2 separate regions of the Homo sapiens genome follow, and region 2 is linked to region 1. Evidence: chromatin contacts called from ENCODE Hi-C or POLR2A ChIA-PET data. All regions are on one chromosome and are shown on one strand. The core of a region is the stretch at or near the end of the contact, and the rest is flanking DNA. Distances in the headings are between cores, read along the strand shown. Region 1 overlaps CPSF6 (cleavage and polyadenylation specific factor 6). Region 2 overlaps CPM (carboxypeptidase M).

Region 1 (7,354 bases), core at 1,024-3,523:
AAAATTCTCAATATCCATCAGTTGCTTAAACTGGATTGTGACTGGGTTATTAGTTGAAATGCTTACCTATGTCAGTCATTTCCATTATAGAAGGGTACAGGTTCTGTAAGTTACCTATTTTTTTGGACTTTATAAGTTATCAGCAAGCTTCTTGTTAGTAAAGGCATGATAATGAAACTTGAATTCATCTACAAAATTGGATGTGCCCATCAAGGGGCCTCTAAACCAATTTAAGCCCAAAGTTAACTAATTACAATTTCTACTGGTTTTAGTAAAACTAGCATAGTCAACCAAGTAAACAAAGTCCATTGTTAATCTTATTTGAGTTAGCTAACATTACATTCTAGTAATGGGTACACCTAAATATATCATGACTTGAGTTTCATTACATTCAGACATAAACTACAAATTCCTAATGTGCAAACTATTGTTGACATTTTTCTTAATCACTGATGTACCATACCAGAATTTCCATGTTTTGTTTGTACATTAATCAGAATTGAGTTGTAATACTGTATGTGCCTTCATCCAAGAAAAATTTTACATAAGCATTTCTAGTGCAAAAAATTCTGTTATCCTGGATTATTGTACGTTTGCTATATCAAACAGTATTGTGGATGTAGACTTGAATAAAGGGGTGGGGACTGGGATTAAATATATTCAAGTAAATCTTTAAAACAAAAGCTATCTGCAAATTTGATCACCATCATAATAAGGTCTGTTGACCTTTTTAGAAGTTTTAAAATATGAGTCCTTTTGAGCTTTCATGTAAATCTTAAATGGACCAAATGGACTGAGTGATTTGAAAGCTAAAGTGAATGTCACTAGTAAGGCTGTATACAAATAAAATACTAATGTAATCTATTAAAGTGATGATGAATGGCTAAAAGGGCAAGTTCTTAACTTTTTAACTGGAAACGTAATGATCTTGGCAAGCTGTTAATGTCTGTCCCATCTTAATTTTTTTTTGTGTTTGAACTGTTGGTAATGTTAATTGCATTCTCTCATTTTAAAATGTATTGGTTTTTCTAAAAGTATTCAATATCTAAGTTCAAATAGATAATATTTTAATGAGAAAATACCAATATTGTAAATTTCAGTATGTAAATACGTTGTGCTTCATATTCTGTAATTTCTACCTCTATTCTCAGACCACTCTGAGCAAAATAAAAGTAGTTCAGTGCTTTACGATTGTACATTTTTTACTGAAATAATTTTAGTTTCATAGTTGAGTTACTTAAAAGGTTACGTTCCTCTTGTCACTTCTTTGGAACATCCCTACTCAGCAAATTTGTGTTAACAATTCAGCTTTTCTTTGTTTACTGAAACCAAATTATGTTTTTTTAAAATACTCTTTATTCAGGCTTTTCCTCTCTCTATTTTATGAGGTTTTACAATTCTCAAATCATCCATGACAATTTTTAAGCATTGGGTATGGGGTCTGGATTAAATAACTTGCCTTTGCTATCTGATTACTTTTTTTTTTTTTTTTTTTTTGAGATGGAGTCTTGCTCTTGTTGCCCAGTCTAGAGTGCAGTGGCACAATCTCAGCTCACCACAACCTTCACCTCCTGGGTTCAAGCAATTCTCCTGCCTTAGCCTCCGGAGTAGCTAGGATTACAGGCATGTGGCACCACGCCCGGCTAATTTTGTAGTTTTAGTAGAGATGGGGTTTCTCCATGTTGGTCAGGCTGGTCTCAAACTCCCGACGTCAGGTGATCCACCCATCTCTGCCTCCCAAAGTGCTGGGATTGATTACAGGCGTGAGCCACCGCGCCCAGTCTAGTCTGATTACTTTTTTCCTACCTTAAATATCATGATCTTAGGATCTTAGATTTTGTTATTGCCCAAGATTTAGGATGCTTTGCATTGTGTATTCAGCTTATTAGCTTTGTGTTAATTTTGAAAAAAAAAAAAAAAGCCAAAAGAATAAAAAAAATTCTTACATGTTAAAGATGTTTCATTTTCTTCTTAGTGTTGCTTTGAGGCTTATGTGAAAATTAAATTCTCTTAATTACCTGGTGAATGATACTGGTTATAATAAGATTTTAAAATTGTTTCTGCAGCTCTTAGGTTATCTGAGGTCTGCGTTATAGCTCCCAGCCCTGTTTCCTTGTTTTCCCATGTATCCTAACTGCTCTGCTTCATCTGGATATGTATGCTAGCTTTCATTGCTTTAGCTCTGATTTTTCTTTGAGTATTCACAAAACCTGTCTCACTACACAGCTGACTTAATTGAAGTTACAAGAGGGAGTAGGAAGTGATCCCTTGAATGGATGTATAGTGTGTTTTGCTCACTGTGGTTTAAGAATATAGTTTTGTTTACAAATGATTAATGTTCCCTGTTGAAAAAAAATTCAATGCCAGTGTGAGTCATCTTGCTCTCTCACCGTCATCTCAGTGTTAAATTTACTACCATTGTTTTAGTTTGTAAAATAGATTGTTTTGAGTAAATTCTGTCTTGAATGAATATTTAGTTAACGTTGTTTAAAGAAACCTAATAACCAAAAAGGGGTAAGGGTGCCATTTATGCTATCCAAATTTTATGAATTTGTGGTAGCATGTTTTGACTCTCCATGAATTATAAATAACAGGTTATTTTGAGATGTTCATTTTGTAAATCTTTTGGGAACAAACCTCATTTTTCTTTGAATGTGATTAAGTTTATTTCTATTTTACTGGGTTGTAAGAGCAATTATGTATGTGTTTTATAGAGTAATAAAATGCTTTACTTAAAATGAGGTAAGTACTATGTACAGAGGTAGAAGAAAATATGAAATGTTTTGGTAGCAAGAACTTCTTGTAAATATCTACAATAACTAGAATTGTTTTTATGTAATATGTTCTAGTCAACACAAGAAGGAATTTTGATTTTAGAGTTAACTCATATGTAGATAATTATTTCTCTTGCCCACCTCATTTCCATTCCTCTTATTAAGGAGAAATTTTCAGATAGAGAAAAGTGAATTTTATTTCGTTGAGTTAGTAGTGCATCTCTAAAATTATGAGAATCCTTTTAATTCAGTATATTAATGTGAAAATCTATAAAAGTGCCCTGTCAAGTATTTATTTAAATCTTAAAAGATGAATTTACCATGAATTTAAAATACTAATTCTAACAAATGTGCATAGATAAATTTCTAACAGAAACAGTTATAATTTGAGTTGTTAATAATGGCTTGATATAGTATCTTAAAATACAAGTACTTCTCTGTGTGTTGAAATTTTACTTAGTGCTCACTTTAGTTTACAGACTTTATTAAAAAGGTGTAGATTCCATTTATCATCTTAGTTGTTTTAACATCTGTTTACATAGGCCTTTCTTTTATAATTAATAGCTAAAGCAAGTAATTGTGTGGCTTTGACATTACAGATTTTACCAAATGATACATTGAAAACATGGACGTTGAATGTATTTGTCACTTTTAAGCTTCTTTTTGATATCTTTGTTGATGTAGTTGCCTACTTAGACATTTGAGAGTATAATATGGAATTGGATTATTGGAAATGGGTTGTATTGCCTTCAAATTCACTTTCGTTTAAGACTGTAAAATTTGTATTTCCAAGTGCATAAAATGTAAAGTGTTTAGAAATAGAAATAAAAACTGCTAGACTATCCCCCATATTTTATGTCTGTATGGTGAAAATTAGATTTATTAATAGAAAAGATCTATCTATAAAGTATAATCAAACAAAAGAGTGCATTAGTCCTGGGAAAAGATGTGTGTTGCAATTTTACAAATGGGATTCTCTATATAAAAATAGTATAATTCTCCACTGGAGTGATAATGACACAAAGATGCAGTGTATGTGATATGTTTTATGGAAGAGTTGAATATTTTTGTTTTGCTATGACTTTAAATAGTTTTTCCCTCTTAATGACTTTTTATCCCTTCCAGCGCAACAGAAAATTTAGGGAGATAGCATTCTTTTGCAGTTAGATTTATTAATTTCCCAGTAATTATTATTTCAGGTTAGAACATATGCCTTGTCTCTCTCTAATACATAAACCTGTTTTTTAATAGTGTAGTGCAGATAATAAAAATAAAACATTTGAAAGCTGCCATTTTGTATTTTTTCCCCATTAAATAGTTTCACTAAATAGCTTCATCAACATAAGATGAAGATGCAATAAAAGATAACAATAGTAATGGCTGAAGTTATCTGAAAGATACAGGCATATAGAAACTATATATATAAAAGAGAAGTCTGGATTGTATTTTTTTTTCTTTTGCAGTTTTAAAATTTTAAGTTATTACTGCTAGGCAGTGTGAATGCATATATGTACTGATGCTCTTAAGATACAACCTAGGAAAGGACATAATAGAAAAATTTATAGCAGTGGCAGAAGTAACTCTTAATTGTAGAGCAAAAAGTATTTTTCAGTTATTTTTATTTCAAAATATCACTAAACTGTGCCCTATGAACATGTTCAAACTGAAAAAAAATTTTAAAAAACCTTCTGCCCTCTTGACTCTTAAATCACTTTATTATTGAAGTGGTTTCTTGTCATTTATACTTTCATTACCGACTGTTTCAGTGGTTACTTATATCCAAGTTAATTGAATGTTTCTTGTGAACCTCTACCTGAAGTTTGCATATATATGTATTCTTTAAATTTTAGTTTATCAACTTTATTCTATTTTTTTTCTTTTATGTGAGTTTTAAATGAACTTTATCATTGTAGATTCCCACTTAGCTTGTTTTGGTTAGTTTATAATACTACGTTAGGTATTTCTATATAGGTGGAATAGACTAAAAGTAAAGTAAATGTTTTAAATTTGTATTACGTCTAAAGATTTGTACGTGGATGTCATTAATTTAAATGTCCATACTCTATTTATAAATCTTACTTACAAATTTTGTAACATGGAACACCATTTGATTTATAATACTTGCAGAAGTTCCTGTATGCTGTTAAATAAATTAATTTGTAAAATAATTTTGCATTTTATATTTAGTTCAGCATTTAATTGTTAAATGAGTTTATAGACTTGATATGTGGGTGAATGAAAAATATTTACATAAAAATCATCCAAGCATTTTCCATTTATTTTTGTAGTATGCATATTTTAGAAAATGACTTATGAATGTTTCCATCATCACAGAAACAGTAGCTGCTATGTTTTCATTACTGCTTCAGTCATTAAATTTATAAGGCAATAATATTTAAGAAGAATGAAATCAGAATGTCTCAGTTTAATCATCAGGTAAATTGGAACATTTCACCACCACAAAGGCAGCTACTGTTTCAGTTAATTCTTATTTTGTGTTAGAATACATAACAGTGAAGTAGATGCACGACTTGTGTATGTATAGTTAAGCCAGCGTTTTTCTGTGTATTTTGGGGAATAGCAAAATCTACATCACAAATTTTGACACATTACAGCTGAAGGAAGAGGATCACCTTCCAAGACAAAACAGTCTTCATGGGGGAAAAATGACGCTTGTCCAGCAGTTTGCTTCTTGTGATTGAACTGAACCTGTAAGGATTCATGGATAAAATGAACAGGAATAGATCTGAATAAAGCAAATCTGCATAAATGGTAACCAGTAGCTCTACTTTTATTTTTTATGTTGCTTAACTGTTTTATTTGAAGGAAACCTGTGTGATTTAAAAAGTTATAGCTTTTGCAACTTTATTACTGGTTATATACATTTGGCCATTATGATGTGCAAGCAATTGGAAAAAAAGTCAAGTAAATGCTTGTTTTTGTAGTAGTTTGTTCTTGTTAAAAATGTTTATATGATAATGTCTGTAAACAGCATCACTTTGATTACAATAGATGTAGTGTTGTAATAAACTGTTTAATGGGGCTGATGTGTAAAGCTGTTCAAGTTATTTGATGTTTACACCTCAGGGAAAGTCTTGTGTTCAGCAATATCTAAAGATAATGTTACTATGACAACATTTTTACTGTCCTTTAAAGCATTGCAATAGCGTTTTTGGATATGCCTCAATCTAATCTTGCGTTCAGTGAATTAAACATAGTAATTAAGTGTCTTTTGCCCTTGATTTTGATATTAGAATAGGTGATTACATGGATATTTAATATTTCTATATTCTGCTTTTCTAGCTGTTTTTACCTAGTTAGCTTGTGACTTTGCTGAATGGTATGTAAACTTGTAAAAATAGAGATTTGACAGACATAGCAATCTAGTCAATGTGTAAGGGGTCAAAAAAACAGAGGTTTTAACACATAAGTAAAAACCCGTACATATTTGATGTGTAATGCAGGTTAATTACAACACAGATGTACCGAAACACTTAATTGTGAACCGCTAACATTGAAGAAATTTTGACAATTCCGATTTGATGCTGCAATTACTTGCTGTTTTTATTGATCTTATGGTTTATTTCTTAAGCCATAGTCAGTGTAAATACAGCCCTGCAGCAGGTAAATGTGAGTAAAGAGAGCCTTATATTTTCCAATTGGTATAAATTTTTGAAGGATGTGATGTTCATTAACATTCGGTTGTATTCCCCAGTATTTGTAATGGGAAATTACAGATAAACCGTGTCTGCACAGTTTAAGGAATACTATGTATATTCATGCACCGTATTGATTCATGCTATAGTTACTTAATCAAAGATTTTTTTCAAACCTGCCTTACATATAGGCCCACTTTAAAAGCACCTGACTAGCATGTGTTCTTGATTGCAAAATTGGCAGAGGCAGGGTGTCAACTTGATTAGGTGTTTTTATGGGAATGTAATTTGAAATCACTACTTCAGAAATTTGACTTAAAATTCTTGAGCACGTTAATATGTTTTTAAGATCTGATTATCTTTGAGAGATCTTCTGTTAATACACATTGGTTGTTAAAGAGTACCCAAATTCTAGGACAATGCTTAAAGTGTTAAAATACCCTAGATACTGTGTTATGTGCAACTGTAGAAACCCTCCAGAAATTTCCACTGCTGTTCTTCACTTTCATCTTGTCTGCTATCAAACCACTTCTGACAAAATTAGCTGTTTTGAATTACCCATATCACTGCCAGTTTTATTTTAAAATATTTTGTGTTTGAAGTATCTGTGCATGGGATCGTTGATGTTTATCAGAACTGTTCACTTTCAGAAATGATTTTTTAAAGCATTTTGTTGAAAATGCGGTTGCTTTTTTAACATTATTTTAGAGTTGTATCAAAATTTTCCTGTTTTCTGTATATTGTTGTGTCATTTCTTGGCTTTTTAATATTTTGACTACAATGCCCTAATGCGAAGAAGTATGGACATATAAATATTACAAGAGAAATTAGTTAATAGTAAAGGGTTAAAAGGTAAGTAAAATGTCCATGAAAATAAAATTTTCTTTGAACAGTTTAAAAATGGAATCACAAAAATCTAACTGC
Region 2 (6,900 bases), core at 3,975-6,474, 370 kb before region 1:
CTCTCTAATCCTGTGTCATCTTTCTTCACAACTTTTTCACTCTTTGAGATTGTATATTTGTTTATCTATATACTATCTGTCTCACCAAAATGTAACCCACAAGGGCACTGCCTGGTGTGTTCACCATTTTGTTTAGGTTGCTGGTTTTGTTCACTGCTAACCTAACGGTGCCTGGCGCACTGTAGGTTTCAATTAGTATCTACTGTAACATTTCAAAAATTATTGGTGTATCTCCAGGACTGCGTTTTCTTGATAAATATTGGCACATAACATCCAGAGTCTTCCCTCGGTGTTCAGGGTCCTCCATCACCTGCCCTCCACCCGAATTTCCCACTACCTGCTAACACAAATGCGCCCACAGGAGGCAGGTTCCTTTCTGCACCCTAGTACCCTAGGCACAGCCCCACCTTATTTACATTGTTTTAGCTTAAAATGGCTTCATTGGATTTTCTGCCTTTTAAAATCCTCTGAATTCCACAAAATCCTGGTTCTAAGAAGTTTCCCCAGGCTGCTCTGACTCACCTGGGTTTTTCTCTCTTCAGAATATTTCTATAAAGTGGCATCCTAAGATTTGTCACTGTGAAGCATTCTGCCTTGAAGTTAGTTTTCTAAGGGTGTCACGGCCAGGTGTGGTGGCTCATGCCTGTAATCCCAGCACTTTGGAAGACTGAGGAGGGCAGATCACTTGTGGTCAGGAGTTTGAGACCAGCCTGGCTAACACAGTGAAACTGTCACCACTAAAAATACAAAAATTAGCTGGGCATGGTGGTGCGTGTAATCCCAGCTACTTGGGAGGCTGAGGCATGAGAATCACTTGAACCTGGGAAGTGGAGGTTGCAGTAAGCCGAGATCGCACCGCTGCACTCCAGCCTGGGTGACAGAGCGAGACTCAGTCTCAAAAAAAAAAAAAAAAAAAAAAGTTTCATGTGGCCAAGTCTTGATTTCATAAAAATATTGTCATATTTTCCTTTTGCTCCCCTGCTGTGTCTACCAGGTAAATCATGGCCATTCCCTAAGGCCCAGGTCATCTTCTTAGTAAAGACCTCAGTGGTGGGTTGTATTATTGGTTGCCCAACATCTGGTGCCCTAATGAACTCAGGCATATCATGTGACCTGCTCTGGCCAGTGAAATGTGGGCAGAAATGGTAATGTACCACTTCTGGGCAGAGCTTTAAGGGCTGATGCATGATTTGCCATCTCCTTTCCCTCTGACATAAGACAGGCAATGATTGGATAGAGGGTGCTCTGTCAGCTTCGGTCCTGGAGGGAAGGTGACAGGGAGCAGAGTCACAACTGTTCAATAATGGACATATGAGTGACATCTAAATCTTTATTTTTCTGTTATAAGCCATAGCAATTTGTGGGTCTTCTATTTCTGCAGTACAGTCCAGCCCTTTTCATATGACACTGCTTCCATAACCAACCCAAACCAAAATGACTTTCCCTCTAGTGAGTGTTCATTATACTTATTGCTGATACCTGTGCTTTTTCAGATAGGGGTTCCCAGAACCATAAAATTTTGTGGAGGTGGCCCAGAAGTAAAGAAATCTTAGAAAATGTGTTTTAGGCCAGACACAGTGGCTCACGCCTGTAATCCCAGCACTTTGGGAGGCCGAGGCAGGTGGATCATTTGAGGTCAGGAGTTCTCTGCAAAAAGTACAAAAATTAGCTGGGTGTGGTGGTGTGCCATGAATACACTCATTTCTATTTCTGACATCACTTTCATGCTTTGACAAAATGAAGTCCAAATGAAAACATGTTGTTGAGTAAACTTTCCTTTGTTTGGGTGATTGATCATATGTGAACTGGATCCCATGGCTCTAACTGCTTTTCCTTCAATGACTCCCCATGGCATTGAGATGGCACCTGATCCCCTCAGCATGCACACCAGACCTCTTGGGATCTGTCTTCTTCCTGCCTTGGGTTTCCCACCCCAATCCCATACACCAGGCCCTAGCCATTCTTCTTTATGTGTAGTTCCCAAAGGAGGTAACTCCCTGCCTTGACACCTTTAATACCTGCTCTTTCTTCTGCATGGATAGTCCTTAGCCCACCCCATCAAAGCGGCCAACCTCCCCTTGCCTTTTCAAGGCTCAGCTAAAAGCCTCCTGCCATCCAACACCTTCCTGATCCTTCTGCTCAGCCCCATCCCCTACCACCCTAAGTTAGATGCTTCCTTTGAACTTTCATAGATAGTACCCCTGCAACCCCTCTCCTATCATTTATTGAAACCAAAGGTTTTCCTGCAAGCAAGGGATTTTGTATCTCTGTGCTTGCAAAATCTGGTGTAGTGTCTGGCATATACATAGCAAATGATTGATAAATGTTTGCTGAGTGAATGGATGATTGGATAAATTAACAAACAAACCTGAGGAAGCTCACTTGGAGTCCGAGTCACCTTTGGTCCGGGGATTAGATGAAACTGTTTTCCAGTATTGATGGAAAAGTCCATAGTTAGTCTATGAGGTGCCATCCTGGGTGGGCTCTGGAAAGAACCCAGTTTTCTAGATCAAATCAAGAGTCAATGCACCTTCTTGGAATATTTCCATGCAAGAAAGTGCCAAGATCCAAACCAAATGTCTGGTTTCAAGTTAGATTCTTCCAACATTATGGGGAGATAGAGTTGCATTTGCTTACATGTTCATCCCCATAGTATTAAAGTTTTGATATTATACCCAAGAAATGTAGATGTTAGGTTCCATTTCATTTCTTCCTGAATAGGTGAATGGGGAGGTTTGGGAATTTCAGTTCCTAAATTAGGGACAGTTACGTTTTTAATTGAAAAAAAAAAATAGAGGAAAAATCTGAAGCTGCATTGGGTTGCAATAAATTTTCTTTTTTTTCTTCAAGACAGTCAAGACTCCCAGAGAAACAGAACAGCTTGTCTCATTAATCACTAACCATCAACAAAAAACAGGAAGACGGTAGGAAATTCCTCTGCCTTTCTCCTCTTGCAACCCCACCTTCTCTATTCCTCCCACTCCATTCCCAGGTCAGAGACTCATAAACCTGTCCTGCTTCCTCTAAACATTTAAATTTTTAACCTATAAATTATAAGACATTTTTAAGAATGGAGTTTTAAAAACTGGACATAATTATCATGCCCCAATCATTATAATTCTTCCATGTTCCCCTTTAGGTTTTTTTTTTTTTTTCCTCCATATAGCTACAGGAAACTTGTTTTTAAATCCCCAAAGTGAAAACCTCTAGGGACCTCATACTATAAAAAGCTGAGAACTTCCCTTTTTGGTCCCTTGAGGAAGAGGTCAAACATAACCAGATCATCTTTTTGAAGGACAATTCAGCTGTACTAAGAGCGAGATCGAGCATTACCTTAAAGTACAAATGAATACTTAAAGAGATTTCTTGGCCAAGGTGGGCAGATCACAAGGTCAGGAGTTCCAGAGCAGCCTGGCCAATATGGGGAAACCTCGTCTCTACTAAAGTTACAAAAAATTAGCCGGGCGTGGTGGTGTGTGCCTGTAATCCCAGCTACTCAGGAGGCTTGGGCAGGAGAATCGCTTGAACCCGGGAAGCAGAGGTTGCAGTGAGTGGAGATCGTGCCATTGCACTCCAGTCTGGGTGACAGAGCGAGACTCCGTTTCAAAAAAAAAAAAAAAAAAAGGCACAATCATTACAACTAGCACTATACAGTTATTGTCCATTTGAGGTTTCTTTTTTTACAGTATGTCATGGACATTCCGGTTCAGTGTTGAGGTTTTGTTTCTTGCTGCCCTATTGGTCTCACTCCGTCAGCCAGGCAGGAATGCAGTGGTGCAATCATGGCTCACTATAGCCTTGACCTCCCAGGGCTCAAGTCAGCCACCTCAGCCTCCTGAGTATCTGGGACTACAAGCATGGACCACTACGCCTGGCTAATTTGTGTATTTTTTTTTTTTTTTTGTAGAGATGGGGTTTTGCCATGCTGTCTAGGCTGGTCTTGAAATCCTGAGCTCAAGCAATCCACCCACCTCAGCCTCCCAAGATGTTAGGATTACGGGCATGAGCCACTGTGCCTGGCCTGGTGTTCTTATTTGTTATGAGTGCCTGCAGGTGTCACAGAGCTGTAATTTAAGAAGAGGTTAATTCAGACCCCTTTTGACCCCAGAAAAGACAGTTTGTTGGAGGTCTGCACAGCCCTATTGTCTATTTATTGCTACCATAAGAACTCATCCTTTAGTGGCAAGGAATAATGGCAATTAATTTACTAGTTTCCCCATAAGCTACTGTGGAGAAGAAAGGCTTTTCTTTCAGTCATCCTACTTCCTGAGTTTTACCCTAAAAAGCTCTCATTCTAAAGTGAAGCAAGTGAGAGTCCAGAGTGAAGGATGCTTAGCTCCCAATAGCAGGAGAGGCCTTGAAGTTACCAAAATTAGGTTCCCTAACCGGAACATTTGGTGGATTAACAAAGGTGGACTACTTCTCACTAGTATCACTGTTTTGAGATTTAAATCTCAAAAATAGATCAGTAGTTTAGTAAAGACATCAAAACCAGCATTGAGCAGCACGTCACCTGCCTGAACACAGCATGTGAGATGAGATGATATACAGTATCCTCTTCAGGGCATCTGACATAATGATGAAATGTGCAGGTTCCAGAATCAAAGTGTCAGAGCTAAAACCCAGCTCTGTCACTTACTAGCCATGTGGTATTGGGCAAATTGCTTAATCCCTCTAAATGAATCAGTTTCCTCATCCATATTATGGGATTAACGGTACTTACCCTCATGGGGTTGTTGTGCTATCTCATTTAATTCTTACAAGCTTTAAAAATAGTGCCAGAAACATTGTAAGCACGTGTTTGTTTGAGGGCCTCAGGTGTACAAATTGGCTGATGACAAACTACTGGCCCTAGCAGATGATGTAGTATCAGACCAATTAAAGACAAATTTTCAATATAAACAGTGTACATAACATAGGGATAGACTGCCAATTTGTTATGCCAAGAGACAGCAGAAATGTATGTGCCAGAAGATCTGCACATCAGGTCAAATAGACTACCACTCACTGAAGTTAAAAAGAAAACTGGAGTGTGGATTCAGAAAGTGGAAGGGGCTATTTTGAGAGAACATGTCCTTCAAAATGTATTAGCACAAAAACTGTCACAAACATTCACACCACCAAGCATCAGGTAAATTACTTTTTCAACTCCAAGGACTGAATCTCATTCAGAATTCCCAGGCCCTAACAGCAGAGGACAGTGCTGAACTGGGAAGCCGCATGTTGCCATGAGGGCAGGGCAGAAAGCCAAGTCACCTCTGTTAACTGTGTTGAATCATTAACCATAAACACATTTTTCACAACATTTTCTTTCATGGCCTGTTCTCAAAATTATTGAGGACATCGTGTAGATTTTGACTATCTCAATGTTAATGAGCCTGGAAAGCATGTTAAGAATTTCCAGTCTGGTGCTGTCATGGAGAGACTCCAACTCATCACTGTAAGAGGGCAAGCCAAGAGCTTGTAGACAAGGAAATGGTTCATTAGGAATCAACCAATGACATAAAATTGGTTCAATATGAATCGGTCAATGCCAAAAAAAGGCAGGGGAACTGTCCTAGATTGTGAGACTGTAGACGATGGGTGAGCCTTGCTTGATTTGATTCTGGGAACTACTGGAGAACTTTAAAAATGCAGTATGTTGTTGGATATTACTGAGTTATTATTTTTAGTTTAATAATGATGTGTCATGATTAGGCAGTAAGAAGTCATGCTTAGGAGATGCATATTGGTGTTTTTTGGGATGATGTGACATGCCATTTATCACTTCTAATGGTTCAGTAAAATCAACAGATGGAGCTCATGAGAGAGATAAAGCAAATGTGGCAAAATATTAACAACTGGTGGATGTATATGAATAATGTGTGAGTGCTTATTTTACTATTTTTGTATTTTTTTCTATAGGACTGAAAATTTTCTAAATAAAAAGCTGGAGGGATCAAGAGAATGAAAAGGTAAGCCACAGACTTGGAGAAAATGTTTGCAAAAGACATGTCTGATGAAAGAGTTATCCAAAATACAGAAAGAATTCTGAAAACCCAACAATAAGAAAATAAACAACTCAATTAAAAAATGGACAAAAGATGGAAACAGCAGGCATTTCACCAAAGAAGATAAACAGAGGGCAAATAAGCATATGAAAAGATGTCATCATATGTCACATCATATGTCATCAGGGAAAGGCAAATTAAAACAACAATGAGATATCAATGCATTCCTATTAGAATGGCAAAAATTCAGAACACTGACAACACCAAATACTGGCGAGGATGTGGAGCAACAGGAACTCTCATTCATTGCTGGTGGGAATGCAAAATGGCCAATTTGGAAAGCAGTTTGCAAGTGTCTTACAAAACTAAACCTACTCTTGCCATATGATCCAGCAAACAAGCTCCTTGTTATTTAACAAAATAAACTGAAAACTTACGTCCATATAAAAATTATACAGCTATTTACATTTTTATTTATCATTGCCAAAACTTGAAAGGAACCAAGAGGTCCTTCAGTAGGTGAGGGGATAAATAACCTGTGGTACACTCAGACAATGGAATACGAGTCAGTGTTGAAAAGAAATGATCTATCAAGCCATGAAGATACATGGAGGAAACTTAAATGCATATTACTAAGTAAAAGAAGCCAATCTGAAAAGGCTATACTATATGAGTCCAAGCATATGACATTTTGAAACAGGCGAAATTATGGAGACAATAAAAAGATCAGTGGTTGCCAAAGGCTAGTGAGGAGGGAAGGATGAAAAGATGGCACATAGGGTATTTAGGGCAGTGAAACTCCTCTGTATGATACTACAATGTCATTATACATTTGTCCAAACCCCTACTTCAGTGTAGGTTTATTAGTTGTAACAAATGTACCACTCTGGTGGGGGATATTGATCATGGG

What was found. Hi-C counts contacts between places; a loop is a spot of excess contacts on that map. ChIA-PET counts read pairs that join two places held with the same protein, here RNA polymerase II (POLR2A). Pooled maps may share reads with other maps.
Region 2: POLR2A ChIA-PET joins it to region 1 with 17 read pairs in AG04449. The contact joins two enhancer-like sites. A Hi-C loop is called at or near these places in 1 of 168 maps with a recorded cell type or tissue (MCF 10A) and 1 of 50 pooled maps. POLR2A ChIA-PET finds 5 or more read pairs at or near these places in 4 of 52 experiments (AG04449, OCI-LY7, Panc1 and 1 more).

The regions. Positions count from the first base shown.
Region 1 is chr12:69,264,123-69,271,476 of GRCh38, forward strand. It overlaps CPSF6 (cleavage and polyadenylation specific factor 6), which reads left to right. Exons shown (of 10, transcript NM_007007.3): 10 at 5,390-7,354. Among named protein-coding and RNA genes, the nearest start is that of MIR1279, 5.4 kb to the right of the region's middle. Within about 2 kb of position 2,274, at least 2 of the 41 ENCODE cell types and tissues checked have a DNase peak (open chromatin) inside an H3K27ac peak, as active enhancers do.
Region 2 is chr12:68,894,132-68,901,031 of GRCh38, forward strand. The region is part of intron 2 of CPM (carboxypeptidase M); the gene reads right to left. Among named protein-coding and RNA genes, the nearest start is that of CPM, 36 kb to the right of the region's middle. Within about 2 kb of position 5,225, at least 5 of the 41 ENCODE cell types and tissues checked have a DNase peak (open chromatin) inside an H3K27ac peak, as active enhancers do.